2 separate regions of the Mus musculus genome follow, and region 2 is linked to region 1. The links are chromatin loops, found by intact Hi-C in ENCODE. Cell type or tissue: left cerebral cortex. All regions are shown on one strand.

Region 1 (8,000 bases):
TTCCAGCTACATCATACTGCGCAAACTTTTACAGCTCTGTGTACACTCGAAGTAGCAAGGCAAAAGGGTTGAACTACAGGTCTCTGAATCAGACTGCCTATGTCTCAATCCAGGCTCCACACTGATGGTGTGACCATGAGCAAGTTAGCTACTCCCTCTGTCTCCTTTATAAATAAGATTAATAATAACTACATATTGTCAAAAAGAGTTATTATATAAAAGATTAATTCAAATAAGGTGTGTGGAGCCATCATTCTGGAATACTGTAAGCAGTTAATAAATGTCCACAAGTATTAGAACTTGGCCCAGATAGGGTTAGTGTTGCTGTGATGAACACCATAACCAAAGCAACTTGGAGAGGAAAGGTTTTCTTCAGCTTACATTTCCAAGGTGACAAACCATCACTGAGGGAAGTCAGAGCAGGAACTCAAGCAGGGAAGGGACCTGGAGGCAGGAGTTGACACAGAGGCCACGGAGCAGTGTTGCTTACTGGCTTGCTCCTCATAGTTTGTGCAGCTTGCTCTCATATAGAACCCAGGACCACCAGCCCATGGGTGGCCCCATCCAATCACTAAGAAAATGCCTTACAGCCAGATCTTATGGCGGCATTCTCTCAACTGAGGTCCCCTCCTTTCAGATAATTCTACCTTGTGTCAAGTTGACATAGACTAGCCAGCACAGAAGTCTATCAATAAAAAACGAGGAACCTAATTACATTGTACTAGAATTGAGCGTTGGATATTTTGTGTTTTCAAGTATATAGCTGCCAATAATATTCCACTTTGACACATGCGCTGTGTATCAATGAAACAGTTGGCCCATGAAGCATACACAACTTCCAAACAGAAACACACAGGAAAGCTCACTTGAAAACTGAGTCTTACTCATTTGCTGATCTTCTGAGACCAGATACTCAAAGAGTTTCTGACATTCAGAAGGTTCTTCTATAGATACCTCTCTACCATATACAAAAGTATTTCCAGGAATGATCACGAAACAAAATGTTAATAGGCAGGAAATAAAGATAGTGAAAACTCTACTTATAAGCCAACATAAAACAAAATACATTTTATAGTAACAAAGATCTAATGGAATTTATTAATGTCTTGGGAAGAGATACCTACATATTGGTCTTCCACAGTACTAAGCTTCACGCTATTTTCAATTTTCCAGATACAGTCTTTAGCCTTGAAGCAAATATTAACGATTAATAAAGTTCAAAGTCAGACATATCTGAATTCAATTATTCAAATCACAATTACACACACAAACTAAAAATAGGTAACGGCCAACCAAACTTATAACTCAAAGTGTTCCATTTTCTTTCGCTCTTAAACACCACATACTAAGTGGAGTGTGGTGGTCCATTCATGAGGGTGACACAGGAAGATTACCCTGAGTTTAGGATACATGGAATGAAACCCTGCCTCAAACAAAAACAACAAAACCTTACACATATGAAAAACTCCCAGTGGCTTCATAGAAAGGCAGTGCTAGACTCCTTGCTGCCTGTGTCTTCATCCTCCCATGTTTAGCAGCATGTTTAGTAAGACACTGACATTCACATGTAGGGAGGGATGGTGTTAAGATATGAACTTCAACTCTTGACTTGCCTTGAACTTTTATGACGTACTTGGAATACACCCAGCAGCTAAGGTCATGTTTAACTAAAGATCAATTGAAGCACAGGGTTCTCTAATGCTGATGTACAGTAGAAAGTATGCCAACAGATAAATGGTTAAAATATGTTAATTTGGAGGGGTGCTAGTGATTAAGTCTAGTGCCTTCTTCCAGTATGAAACTCTCCATTTTTCTCCTTGCCTCCCATCCCCCTCTCTTTGTGTTTTATCAGGGACTGAACCTTTTTCTTTTAAGATTATTTTGAGAAAGATCTAGCAAATGTACAGGTTAGCCTCAAACTGTCTATGTAGTTAAGGTGGGCCTCAAACTTTTCATCCTCCTGCCTCAGTTTCCTGAAGAGTTATAGGTAAGTACCACTATGCTCAGTAAGAAAACCTTTTGCAGTTGTTTATTGAGGCCGAAGGAATGCATGCTATTGTACTTTCTGTTGCATCTAATATAGACTATCTGCATATGAATATTGCTAATTGTGTCAAATATATTTACTCATTAAAGCTACCTCAGTAGGATTTTAAAAAGAAACCTGCTGTTAGCAGTTACTGTGACTACTTAAGCCTCGGATAAATATCACCCAACATAACAGAGTCTACTTCTCAGCTCTCCTGGACACAGCGTGGCTCTTCTCTGCACAGTCCACATTAGCAAAGCTGTGTTATAAGGCATTTAGAAGCACCCACAAAATATGCACATGTAGATAAACATCAACAATTTAGGACTTGGCATAAAACTCCAATTTTCACAAATTATGAGGCATCAGATCTGGATATTTTTTCCAATTAGTAACTTAAACAGAAGTTTTTATTCTGAGACCAATTTTTTTTTTCAGATATTCATAGGACCAACATCATCTTGAATTTACCTTCTCATAATCTTGCTGCCATGGAATGAACACACACAAAATTCTGTTTGTGTGATTTTGGTGCTCTTGAAAAAACTGTCTGCCCTCCTTCCTTTCCTTCCTTCCCTTCTCCCTTCCTCCCTTCCTTCCTTCCCTCCTCTCTCCCTTTCTGATTTTGGACTTTTGAAGGAGGGTCTTATTATATAGCTCATGCTAGCCTTGAGCTTCTCTCCTGCCTCAGTTTCTCCAATGCTAGGAGTACTGGCATACATTGACACTCAGAAAAAAGGGGAGTGCAATTTTTTTTTTTTAAGTAAAAGGTCTGACTTACTTCTAAGGCATCTTGCCATGGATAGTATGCCAATGATACCACCTTAGAAACAGTGTTGTCTGTCAAGAAAGCAACACACACATCTTAAGCAGTCTCTTCCATCCTGCATTTTAGCGTGTTTTCTTGACGCTCTGTAACTCCTTTCCACGTGCACAGAAAGGCCTCCCTCCCATTCCTCACCTGCCACAAATTGAAGCAACACCTGTGCTGTTTGGAGCTGGAGGAGTTCCCAACCTCCGCTATCAGCACTGATCGCCTGAGGCAGTTAGAGCCAAAATTCCCAAGTCAATCTTCTGGAAATTAGATTGCAATGCGCTTGAGAGGCTCCACAATCTGACTCTAAACAAGTGTTTGTTACTGATTCATGAAGACCGAGCAAGCTGAATAGCAATAGTGAGACGCCTGCTGTGGGTTTCAGTTTTAGAGCAGTGTGGTAATCCTTCTCTGGATCTCAGGATTTGGTGTATATGAGAAGAAGAACAGGCAACATTAGAGAAAGTAGAGCGACATCTTGTCGCTATGTCCCCAGTCCTCCTCCCCCGTGTGCACGAGTTTGTGTGTGTGAGTGAATATCATCGAGCTAAGGTTTCAACACCCTAAAGAAATCAGGATTTTAATTCGGGCATGTGTTGTGGTAGTGACACACCACCAGGGGGAAGCATAGAGCTGACAAGTTGCAAATGTTAGGGGATTTTTTTAATTTCCATAGGGTTTCCGGGAAGGGTAGAGAGAGAAAAGACACGTGTAACTGGGCATACAGCTGAGTGGCAGAACCCTTGGGTAGCACAAATGAGGCCAGGATTCAATCGCCAGTGCTGCAAAACCAAACAAGCCAGAACGAAATGGCAAAAGATGTCCTTGTGTTCCTCTCTAGTTCCTCTTAGATAACCATGGTAGAAAAAAATGTTACCCTAAAGTGACATTGTAAGTAACGTTTTAAAGTAATATCTTCAAGTAACATCTTTAACACTTACACTTAAAAGAAAAAAAAATGTATTAGAATACAAAGTTTCTGGATAAATGGATGTAGTCTAATTTTTCTCCCTGAAAATACTTGCACTACTCTTAATATTTAATTAGAGTTTTCTTTAATTAGCCTTTCTTTGACTTACAGTTTAGAGTCCATCATTGAGCAAAGCCAAGACCTGATGCAGAGGCAGTGGGAGAACACTGCTTGCTAGCTTGAATAGCCTGCTTTCTTATAGTAAGGAGGACCACCTACCCAATGGTGGCACCGCCCACAGTGTGGGAAGGCACAGCTGGACCCTTCAACATCAATCTATGTCTACAGGCTAATCTAGTGGAGACAACTCTTGGAGTGGATTCAGCCACTAACAACACACACACACACACACACAGAGAGAGAGAGAGAGAGAGAGAGAGAGAGAGAGAGAGAGAGAGAGAGTTTTCTTTCTTTTTTCTTTCTTTTCTTTCTTTCCAACAATGTCTCCCATTCGGTAGGGTAGTCTGTCTCCTCCCTCTTGATTTTCTGGCACATGGGGTAGGGGTGGGGAGTGATTAGTTTCATGCAATCTCATTAATTCCAGGGATTATTGTTTGTGCTTGTTATTGGAGTCTAATTCAGGAAATCTTTGTATCTCAATGTTTTGCCAGATGGCTAACCAGCGAAACACTGTCATGAATGCTGTTCAAAGCCCTTAAGGAAACTTAAGTGTAGTTCTACTAAATGGGGGGTCACGGGGAGGTAGTATGGAGGGAGGACAGCATTTCTACTTTCCAGTCTATTTATGCCTAGAACCAGTAGGGGGAAATCCTGTCAAGCCAAATAACTTCTACAACTGTTTTCTCCAAGGACCCCCTGCCCCCCGAAATTAGACATTACAGATGGTTAAGAAATGTTGGTAGGTGAGGACTAAACAAAGACATACTTTTCCATGTACATTCCTTGTCTAGACATTTCTGTATCTATTAAAAAACCGATCCGAGCCCTTCAGGCGGTTCTATGTATGGTCTGGGTTTTAAAGCTTTCAATTCTAATTTCTACCGTTTTGCTAGTGGAAGAGAAGGCAAGAAAGTCGCAGGCGTTCCTGAAGGCCACGTGAACCTAACCAAATAGTGATTATTCTGGAGGGGAAGCCAATGGGGGAGAACCCCAAAGTCACTCAGGAACTTTGTGCCCTAGAGAAAGAAGGGTTTCCGATCTTTAAAGTATCTAACATAAGAAGGCCAAAACCCCAAAGGAAAGCGGCTATTTTTAAAAAACTGTTTTTAAAAACTGTTCACAGCAGTAAGCTTTTTTTTTTTTTCCTTTTCACACGTGAGGCTTTTTTTTTTTTTTTTTAAACCCCCAGATTGCTCAGTCACTCTGTCTACTCTAGGCATTCTCAATCGGGACAGGCGCTTCAAGGGCAGAAAACTCTTCATTTACAATACATGACCAACACGCACAGTGTATCTGTCACGTGAGAATGTGATGGGGACCACCGAGGGGTGGGCAATGCCTTCAAAGGCTCCTTGGGGCAATGCACACACCAGGGGCGGCAGGCAGAAACCTCGGAGGACACTGCGCGCCGCTACTCACAGCACAGTGTGTGAAAACGCACCCAGGGCGGTACCGTGGGACCGCAGGCGCCCGCCCGCCCTCGGCCGCACCAGCCAGCCTCCGCTTCGAGCTCCTGCCCCCTGTCACCCGCGCCACGAGGCCCGCTTGCCCTTCGCCGGGGGTGACTGCCCACACGCGGCCCCCGCTGGTCGCAGTTTCCTAGACAGCCGCGCGGCCCCTCTGCAGCCTCCGGAACGCGCGAGCGGGAGCGGGAGCGGGCAGCGAGAGCGCAGGCGCGGGCCCGGGAGAGCCGCCGTCCCGAAAGCGCGTGCGCGCGCGCTCGAGCGGGGTGGGCGGAGGGGCGGAGGGAGCGGCGGGGCCGCGAGGGGGCGGGGGGGTGGGGGGGCGGAGAGGGGAGCCCCGGGAGCGGGAGCGCGGGCCCGGCGCTGCAGAGCAGAGCGAATCCTGAGCTCCGGCAGCAGGTACGTGTTCTTGCAGCCGGCAGCCGCCGGGGCTTCCCCGGCTGTGGCCCGGGCGGGCGGGTGAGGGAGGCAAAGGTAGGGGCCGGATCGTGGTTTGCAGGGTGACTGCCCTGGAGGACTAGGATCCTGCAGCTGACCTTCATGTCCCGGGCTGGGGAGCCGGACGACCATCCTCTGGGGAGCACGGGGTCTTCAGATCCAGACTGGGGATCTGCTTGTCACATGCTTCTTATTTATTTTTGCAAACTGTCCTGGTTCGGGTCCAGCTGCGGATGCCTTCCCTCCTATTCTTTGCCTCTGTGTGCCATCTTGCATTTATTAATAAAACATGAAAGCTGGGGGTGCGGGAGGTTTGCTTCTAAGGGGAATCCCATTGCAGTATAGCAAGTGGACGCCTATTTTCGGTTTTCAGACGTGGTGTAGAGGTGGAAATCCCACACCCTAGGGGTTTGTGGCTTTGCTGGTCGTGACCACTTCCTAGTGGGCTTCCCCGGTTTGTCGCTAGGTGCCCCAGCGGCAGGATGGACGGTCTGGAAAGGATGGAGGGTTTCATGTCAGCCTGGCGTACTGTTCCGAGGACAGGTGCAGACAGTTCCCTGCTTGCTAACTTGCCAGGGAGGTTTAAACCCAGGAAAGAAATTCTTTCTAAATTGTTAATAGGAGGCCTTGAATTGAGCATCTGAGTCTTGCTTACTCAGACTCATCGCGGTTTTGCATCTGAAGCCGATTAAAGCTAGCCACCTGTTGGAAGTCAGACCCCATACTCCATTCTGTTTCATAGTCACCAATACTGAAATAATGAGGTCCGTAAGACCCCATTCTATCCTCTTTAAATGTGTTGCCTGCCAATTCTTTCTTTTGAAATAAATTCTCATTTTTTCCATTATATAGTTTAGACTGAAATATGATTTACTTATATTCCATATACATACATCACCATATTCTAAGCACTGGGTTTCTCTTCAGGGTATATTATCTATTTCCCTAGCTTTAACTTGGCTGTGAAGAAGAGTGGGGAAAGTGGACTGTATGTAACTGCTCCCTATGGCCCTCCCCCAGGAATAATATAGTGAAAAGAACAGAAAGAGCCGGAAGCACAAAATGAAAATGACTCGCAAGCTGTGGGGGTCCAGCAGCTGGACTGTGGTACCACATTAAACCAGGAGATGTACTTGTAGGGACCCAGTGCTGAGCTAAACGCCATTTGTGGCTCATTTCCTTGGGTCTTCACTGCAAGGCTGTCATCTCTGTGTTGGAGATGAAGAAGCTGGCACTTAAGGGGTTAACTGACTTACCCAAGGTCGCTCAGTCAGGAGCAGGGTAAAGATCCAGTTCATCTGCATCACACCCGATTGCAGATTGCAGGACGCTGGGGGCTCAGCATTCAACTTCAGTGTTGCTACCCCATCCGTCTTTTCATTAAGATCGGGTTCACGTGTGAGCGCATAGGCCCTGATGCAATTTTCCATTTCACAGATCCCGTACCAATTTTGTGGCTTTCCAAGATGAGAAACTGGTGTTCATGAGTGGCACCGCGTGTAATTTCTTTTGTGGTGACACTGAGCCTATTTTTAAACACAGGGTCCAAGGCATCCTGCATTAAAACTACCTCACATAATCAATTATGTTCAGTTTAAACCCACAAAGTACCTACAGATCATGTGGGTGCTGGCGTACTCTTCACACCCTCGCCCTGCCCTACCTGTTTGAGCACCATCTCTTGTTGTCACTGCTGGTCGTCACTCCACTGTCTTGTCACACTTGTGGGTGCTATGAGGGGGTAAATGACTCCATGTCAGCCATGTGGCACAGTCTGGTGTCTACAACCATGGCAACTATTCACTAAAAGCTCTTAGAATGTATCCATTTAACTATGGAGATATATATACATACATACACACACACACACACACACACACACATATATGTAATCTCTCTTTTCACAAGTGCATTCTTACAGCTCAGGTGTTGGACTTGGTTACACATTTGTAGCAGTTTTCATGGACTTACAAGCTGTTATAGTTTTGTGAATGGAAAATTCACCTAACAGAGTTGCTAGATTTTATACTCAGGCTGTGCAATGGAGCTAGTAGTGAGAAAGGTATGGTTGAACTTAGAGAATTAACTGGAAAGCACATCATATGGAAGACACAGCTTTTAATGATGCACACACTGGCTATGATAGATAACAGTAAGTGAGATATA
Region 2 (8,000 bases), 220 kb after region 1:
AATGTGTCTTTCACCTGATCCCAATCCCCCTGTGCGGGCGGGGACCTGGCAGGGTTTACTCAGCTGATGGCTTGTCTGGAGGGAACACTCCCGGTCTTTGAGCAGGTAATCCAGGAGCAGCAGCCTGAGCCTGTGTTCACTTGTTTTCCCTGATGTCTCTGCCCTTCCAGGTTTCCTTCTCCGAGTCAGGCTCCCTAGGCAACTCTTCCGGTAGCGACGTGACCTCTCTGTCCTCGCAGCTCCCGGACACCCCCAACAGTATGGTACCTAGTCCGGTGGAGACGTGAGCGAGGACCCCTCCCTGCCAGCCCGCGGACCTCGCATGCTCCCTGCATGAGACGCACCCATGCTCAGGCCATTCCAGCTCTGAAAAATCTCCGGCCCTTGTAATTATTGTTGTTATTTAAAGCGAGCGGGCAGAGGCACGCGACCGCGACGGGACGGCCAGCAGCGCTGGGGCGCAGCCTGCACCGCTGAGACTGGAGACTCCGGCTCCAAGGACTTTTTTTTTTCTTTCTCATAACTAGAATTTGGGACATTCTGGGTTAGCTCCGCCCTCGCCTCTCCCTCGCTGCGTGGGGAACTGTCACTGTCTCTCTGCGCCTTGCTCGCCCGGGAACCCATCTGATGGGGTCCTACAGGGCCCTACCGGTGAGGACGCCTGCTCCGAACTCGCCTGCGCTGACCCGAGGCTTTGTTCTGGACCTGGCAGCGAGGACGGAACAATTCCAAGAAACAGACATAACCCCCAAAGCGCATGACTGCCGGACAGAGTAGAAACCAGACTGTCTTTTAAAAAGTGTTTTAAATTATCAGTCGACGGAGGACAGTGAGAGCCTTTGCCGAACAAACGTAAGTTATTGTTATTTATTGTGAGGCGAATAGTGGGACGAATATTTTGATCTTAATAAAACACAACCCGATGCCATGCCGCGCCTGTGTGCTGTTGGCGCCACGGGAGCCAGACGAACGCCACTTCGCGAGTGGGCCTCGTTTCAGCTTCGCCGGCTCCACCCGTCCTCGTGCTGCGGTTCAATCGGCGCCCGACGGGCGGGCCAGACCCTGATTGGGCGCCGAGGGCGTGCCCGACGGGGATTGGGCGTCTACGGGGCGGGCCCGACACTTATTGGGTGCCGATGGGGTGGGGCAGGGCGGTTCCAGTGCAGAGTGAACTGCGAGGCGTTTCCGGAAGTGGCAGCGCTCCTAGCCGGAGGGGAGGACACTTGGAGACTGGTCCGATCGTGGGGTGACTGGTTTAGGGAGCGAAGCCCACTCTGCGCCCCCTGGGCTCTGCGGCGCGTCCTTCGTGCTGTCCCTAGAGTGGATGCGCGACGTGATCAATCTCGCTGCATTTATTAATTCCTCCGTCTAGACAGAGGAGAAGGCCGGGGCGGCTCCTTATCTACGTTTGGCATCACCTGCAAGCGATACACTGAAGGAGCCACAACAAGCCCCCGCTAGGATCGCGGCTGCAGGAGAAAATAAGTCCACCCAGAACCAGTCTGGCGTGTCCTTGGTTTATTTTCTTTCCAGGCCCGAAATGAAGGGGGCGGGGGATGGCCCCTGGATATGTCGTGCCCAGGTCACTTGGTGTGACATTTCAAACCCCTGCGACTTGTTTTCTTGAAAACTGGCTTTAGTGATCGCAGGAAATAACCAAGAGATACTGAATCTGCAGCAGGCCCCCGGGCAAGCAGGGGGTTGGGGGGAGGATCCCGGCAGGCTCAGGTTTTACCCTCTACAAATATTTAACCCTTTGGCAGTCTGGGATAGTTTTTCCCAAAGCCAGCATTCTGCCCTCCCTTGGTTGGTTCAGAAAGCTGCCAGCTACCAGCCAAACCACCATCCTATGTAACAATCTGACATTCCTATTGTCTCCACAGTTAAATGGCCAACTGATCCGGTTTTGTTTTTTTGAGAGAGTGTAGTGCCCTGCTGCAGTAGGGGACAGTTACCATTCTAGCTTATAGGAATGAGCCCAAACCCTCTGTTAGAAGCAGTTGCTTGGGCTGTCCAGCAGTTTCACACTCACCCACCCACCCTACAGCCCCAGTTAAGGATTGAACAGTTCCTGGCAATAGAAGAAAATGATAACAGGTGGGAAAATTGAACCATATTTATAGTTTACTTCCTTAAAGTCAAGGTGATGCTAGCACTTTAAAAAAAGAGAACATTCTCTTTCTTGGGGATCTAGGAAATGGTCTGCAAATGTACACATATATATTCTGTATATCTATATTATATACATACACAGAATTAATTAGGGCCAGGTTTACCTCTTAAGGCTGGTTCTTTGAGGCGTCATTCCCTTAACTTAGACCATTTCCTTCCAAGCAGAAATACAGATTTCTCTGTTTTGCATCTGGTTGGCTATTGGATAGGAAACGAAACTATAATAAATCTTACTTTTGGAAACTTGCCTTTCAGAATATTGTTTTTTTATTTTTTATTAAAAAGGAACGGGCCCTTAAAGAATTTCATTATTAGCACTACATTTTTGCTTTGGATAGTGTGCAGTGTTTTACAAATATCTACCTGCCTAGTTACTATGATCTTTCCCCTCATCATTTATAGCTTAAGCCAACCAACAACTCATTTCCACTGGACACTTCAGTGTGCCTTTTATTCCTTTGGGGGAATTACCCAGGTAAAGGAGTGCTTTTCCTCCCACTACCCACCCAGAGGAGTGTGTGGTGCTCTCAAGTTCCCAGGAGGAAAGGCTTGTAATGTCTTTGGCAAGGTATCAGATCTACAGTTAGTTACATTAATAAATATCAATTTTACTGGCTCCCAGGACATCTTTAAACATATTTTGTAACGAAGTACGGATTTCCTAGTAAATTAAATTACCTGTGACAATTACAACTTTTGTACTTTACACTAATGTTGAACAGGAGACATCAGAGCTGTAGGAAAATCTTAGTTCAAGGAAAGGGGCTATGAGTGGAAAAGTGGAATTATTTAGCATGGTTCACTTCAGAAGATGTAACTAATTCTTTGCTTAGCTCTGTTGAATTGAGGCAGGAAAAGGATCCCAGAAACAGACAAAATTTTGGCCACACAATTTAGTACATATTGCAAGGCTTCATAATTCTGGGAAATTCAGAGTCCTTGTGGCAGTATTCCCATTGCATTTTAATATTAGATGAGTGCAGGACAGAAATCAGCCTTTCAGTTTAGAATATGGAGTAGGTTAAAGCTCAGTCTTGTCAGAGTTGGGAAGACAGGTTTAAATGAGCCATTGTTCTAAGACTGCCCTTCCCAAATGCCAGACTCTGCCACTTTTGTGTAGGGGTGGGCTTACACTGCCCTGCAGTTAGCTATGTACACCAGGAGAGAGAGAGAGAGAGAGAGAGAGAGAGAGAGAGAGAGAGAGAGAGAGAGAGAGAGAGAGAGAGAGAAAGAGCCAGCCCAATGGAGCTGCGATAAAAGCAGGAAATTCGGAGTTTATTAAGCTGATGCATGGGCAGATTAGAGGCTTTTAACTGTGGGTCTGATTGATGTAAAAGTAAACTTTCTTTAAAATGCTGAGATTCAGTGCTATAATGAGGATTGTGTGACCAATTACAGGCTAGCACCTTGTTGATGAAGACTGTGCATGAAAAATACAGATAAATAGAGCTAGGTTGAGAGTAGTGATGGGAGCAAGAAAGGGCACAAGGAAGTACTCCACTCAGATCCAGATGTGGGGGCAGTGGCCTTTGTGCCTTCTGCAGCAATCCCCAGGCAGGCAGCAATGCTTGGTGCATCTACCCTTTGGTCCAGAAGGTCGGCACCTAGAGGGAGAGTGGCTCATCAATTGGACTCGGGTGGGCAGAAGTTTGTCTGTTGGGAAGTTGGATGTGTATAAGAAGCGTGGTTCAGAGAAGGGGATGATTGGGGACCTAGAGGACAATGTTGTCTCTGACATCCACCAGAGCTGGACCAGGAGCCAAGGAAAGATGCAGGTGTTTTTCACAGCTGCAAGGGGCTGAAGAACAGAGATTATGGTTTGAGCCAGGTCTTGACCTAGGCTGGGTGGACGCGGAGTTCTGGATTCAAGGTGGATGGGGCGACTGCCTGAGTCTGGCAGAGGGCAAGGGGGTTGGGGAGCAGCAGAGCCCGAGGACTCCTGAGGAAGCTGCAGTTCTGATGTGCCCTTGGGCTTTTGGAGTAACTGGCTCTCAAGAGTTTAGGGGTAATTTTGTTACCTTAGGCACAAAATTTGGTTGCAAATGTTGCTGCTCCTGGGGTCCAAGCAGCTTTTTCCCGCGTGTTCGAATTCTGGGTTTGTGGTGCTCCACTGCCCCAGGTGGAAACTGCAGGCACTGCCGACTGTGGCACTGTCCCACACAAGGGCAGCGGACCCTTCCGTTACATGTTTAATTGCTAATTCTGGGAGGTTAATCACGATTGTCTCTATTATTTATGATTTTTTGGCAAATTTCCGAGCAGATAAGAGGTATATTCCACCGTGAATCGTCTCGCAGGAAACATTATAAATACTTGATACCCCCACCCCCACCCCGCAAGGACGACCCTCTAACTGTTCCCTCTGGTACCTGCAACTTTAGCTGTCCCTCCCTCCTTCCCTCCCCAGAGATGGGGTGTATAGGATCTAAGCAGGAGCACCCGCAGTGCTTGGCATGGCTTACATTAGACCTTTTTATTTTCTTTCGATTTGTAAAACAGTAAAAAACATTGAACACACAAAACTGTAGTGCCATGAGGTTTGAAAAAAGAAATGGCTAGAATGCTAGGTAAGTTGTTGCTGTGTTGTTCAGCTTCCTGTGACAATCTTTAGGTTTCTGGGTCAGTTTTCCACAGCTAGATCTTTCTTGTAATTGCTAAATATTTCTCAGGCTCCGCACTGGGTGGGTGAAGAGGGCCCCCTGTGGCCCAGCCCATCAGGAGCGGTGCACATCACTGGCTGTATTCAGAGACATGGCCACCCTCATTGTTTCTTTTACTCCGTGTTGTTTCAAGTAAATTATTTAAGAAAATACTTGATACTCCCTCATTTTCAAAAAATTTATTTTAGAGGCTAAATTTAGCTCAGCAACACGAATAGTTCACAGTGCTTTCTGCCAGTGAAGTTCCCGACCAGTGGTTAGGTGCTGTAATTTCAAATAGTACAAAGGCTTACTGAAAGTGTTAGTTACACAGGTCTCTAACTCCAAAGAAAAACTTAAAGCAGGGCTTATAAATTCTTAACACTTTCTCAAATTTGTACTGCTTAATGTGAAAAGTCAACACTGAAAACTGTGTTACTTCATTACAAGAATGATATTTGTCTAACTTTACCATATTACAATTACAAGTTACATAGCATGGAAGTAATAAACAATTCCAAAATATTATGCACAAAGGAAACAAACTCAATTTGCAAAGCTAGGAAGGCCAGTATGAACAGTCTTTATAAACAATGCACAGAGGGGTATCTACAGTAGGAGAGTATAAACAGATCAGAGGCTCCTCAAGGAACAATGGAAAACACTAACAAAGGGACTCAAATACAGAATTAGCTAAAAAACATTTATTTTTTTTCTTTTTTCAAGAAAAATTGCCGGGCTTCTTCCCAGGCCTGCTGAGGAAATCTGTTAGCCAGTTCCAGGTAGTTCCCGGGGTTCTGGAATTTTCCTGAGGAAGACAGAAAAGAGACTAAAAAGTAACTTCTGAAAGCTTAGAAATTAAACATATTTTTATATCAGAGTGCAAATGAGACCATACATTTCCAGTAAAGCACTGTAGTGTATTATAAACATGTATTTTAGCCACAATTCAGTCTGTGTTCCTAACATTAACATATATAAAACATTAAAAAGTATTTATTTGGGGACTCTAGGTACAGTGAATATAATATAACATGGTGACAGCTATGCATAGTCTTGCATAGGCACATCTGAACATGTGAATGATGACTTCTTTATTATTATTATTTTTGGTGCTGAGGTCTGCACACAAGGACCAGCTCTTCCACTGAATCATCATCTGGGCCTAAATGGTGACTTCTTTTTCCTAAAATAATCTACTCAATTTAAAACATGGACTTAGGCCTAACTTTGAAACTGTTCAAATCTGGCATTCAGTAGTTTAGCAGAACAGAGGATATCTTCAGCAGCTTTGCTTATCTCCCAAAAAACTTGGTATAGTCATGGGACAGTGGATATGAAAGCTCAAACTCCTCTTAGTTGTGAGAACCTGGGAGCCCACAGCTACTTTCAAATCTAAGAGATTACCTGGACAACAACCTACAAATGATGGACGCATTTTATTGAGGACTTAATCTAAGCAAAAAGGGAGCCCATGTAGAAGCTGTAAGCTGGGTACTTGGTAAGAAGTCATCTTACAAAAAAATCAAAGATTATTAATTTGTCTGAGTCAGGTTTCATTGTGTAGCCCTGGCTGGCTTGTAACTTGCAGATAGCCACCTGCCTCTGCCTATTACATACTAAGATATGTATATGCACATACATATATATGTACACACACACACACACACACACACACACACACACACAGAGCCAGAGGCACTGGGCCTCCTAGAACTGGAGTTACTGGTGGCTGTGGGCTGCCTGATGTGGGTGCTGAGAACTGAACTCTGGTCTTCAGCAAAAGCAGCAGGTGAGTGGAACTGCTGACCACTCTCCAGCTCTCACATCACTTTTCTTTAATTAAGGAAGCATGTTATGAACTGTCACTAATAGTGCTGAGAGCAAAGCAGAGAGCAACCGTTCAATTGCTGTTTTATGTGTGAAGCCTGTTGTAGATATGTAAGGAAGGCAAAGAAAGTACCTGCCCCCTCTCCTACCGCCACCCCTATCCCTGAGAAAGAAGGTTGGGACTTCCTCTGGCTTTGCTCAACCAAGCAAAGGGAGGCAGCTTCAGCCTTTGGGACTTGGCTTTCCACACACTTAAATGGTGATTCATCTTTTTTTAGGGCAGAAGAAAAAGAAAACGTCTACATACTTATACTGGCAAAAAATATTGTTGCTTAATTAAACAAATACATTAGAATATTTGTAAAAGTATTTTCATATGCTTAAAAGTTAAACACTTGTTTTGTAATAGTAACAAACTGGACTGATTTCCCTTACATGTCCTAAAAAGAAACAGGCTGCGCCTGAGTGAGGGCAGACTTGAGCCTGCACATGGAGGCTGCTGCACACAGTGGCGCCGACGCGAGTTTCTGAGGCTTTGCATAGCTTTCTGTTTACTTTCTGAGTACCTGAGTCAATAAAGCCTCCCATCTTTTCCAAGATACTGTAACAGTTTTGTTGTATTTTCTTCTGTGTACTTTGCAACACCTGCCTACTGTAGTTTTTTTTTTTTTTTTTTTTTTTTTTTGTATGACAGCCAAATTGTCTCCAAGTAAAGGCTTCCTGATGGGTGCCATAAAGAACCCTATAGGTTAGGAGTGGGCTTAAGAACAATGTCTATTATATATTTCACTTCATGTAGCCCAGGTTCACCTCAAATTCACTATATGGCTAAGGGTGACTTTGAAAGGGTTCTGTCTCTACCTCCCTGTGCTGGGATTACAGATATTTGCCACTATGTCCAGTTGTGAAGAGCACTTATCACTATCAAACTAATAAGGACACGGGGAAAACCTAGAGTGGGACTCACTAATCAGAGATCCTGCCACAACAGCCAGAGACCAAACTACTTCTCAATTACAGCCTGGGTAGCAGGCTATTTTAAGACATTTAAGATCCTAAAAATGAAGCTTAGAACTCTACATCTCTACCTCTGTCCAGGAGAACACCTCAGCAGGAACGAAAAGAACAAATGCTCGAGACTCTTTACTTCCAGAACTCTGCAAATGGGATGTTAATGTCTCTCAATGTAAAGTTTATTTTCAATTAAAATAGGTCAAGAGCTGGAATTTAGGGTTCTAGCTATTGTCATGGCACTTTTTTTTTCAACATGGACAGAGAACCCATGTTAGGGACTGAAGCACTTATAGTGATTTGTGTGGGCCAATGGAAATATGATATGACTTCCCTGTTGTTAGTAAT

What was found. Peaks named below come from ENCODE experiments on the same cell type or tissue, not always from the same donor. Only the 100,000 strongest peaks of a DNase experiment are listed, where the experiment ranks them.
Region 2: a loop joins it to region 1, with 2.2 times the contacts of the local background. A loop is called at or near these places in 5 of 42 quality-filtered maps.

The regions. Positions count from the first base shown.
Region 1 is chr9:55,321,206-55,329,205 of GRCm38, forward strand. Tmem266 (transmembrane protein 266) reads left to right here and starts at 5,708. Exons shown (of 11, transcript NM_172923.4): 1 at 5,708-5,795. In left cerebral cortex, CTCF peaks have their summits at 3,461 (motif pointing right), 4,598 (motif pointing right) and 6,310; DNase peaks (open chromatin) are centred at 3,464, 4,579, 4,834, 5,547 and 1 more place; H3K4me3 peaks cover 2,115 bases; H3K27ac peaks cover 848 bases.
Region 2 is chr9:55,545,253-55,553,252 of GRCm38, forward strand. It overlaps Isl2 (insulin related protein 2 (islet 2)), which reads left to right. Exons shown (of 6, transcript NM_027397.3): 6 at 171-926. The coding sequence ends at 287. Scaper (S phase cyclin A-associated protein in the ER) reads right to left here. Exons shown (of 33, transcript NM_001357652.1): 33 at 4,627-5,619. The coding sequence ends at 5,516. Among named protein-coding and RNA genes, the nearest start is that of Isl2, 8.1 kb to the left of the region's middle. In left cerebral cortex, a CTCF peak has its summit at 4,283; DNase peaks (open chromatin) are centred at 144, 604, 976 and 1,503.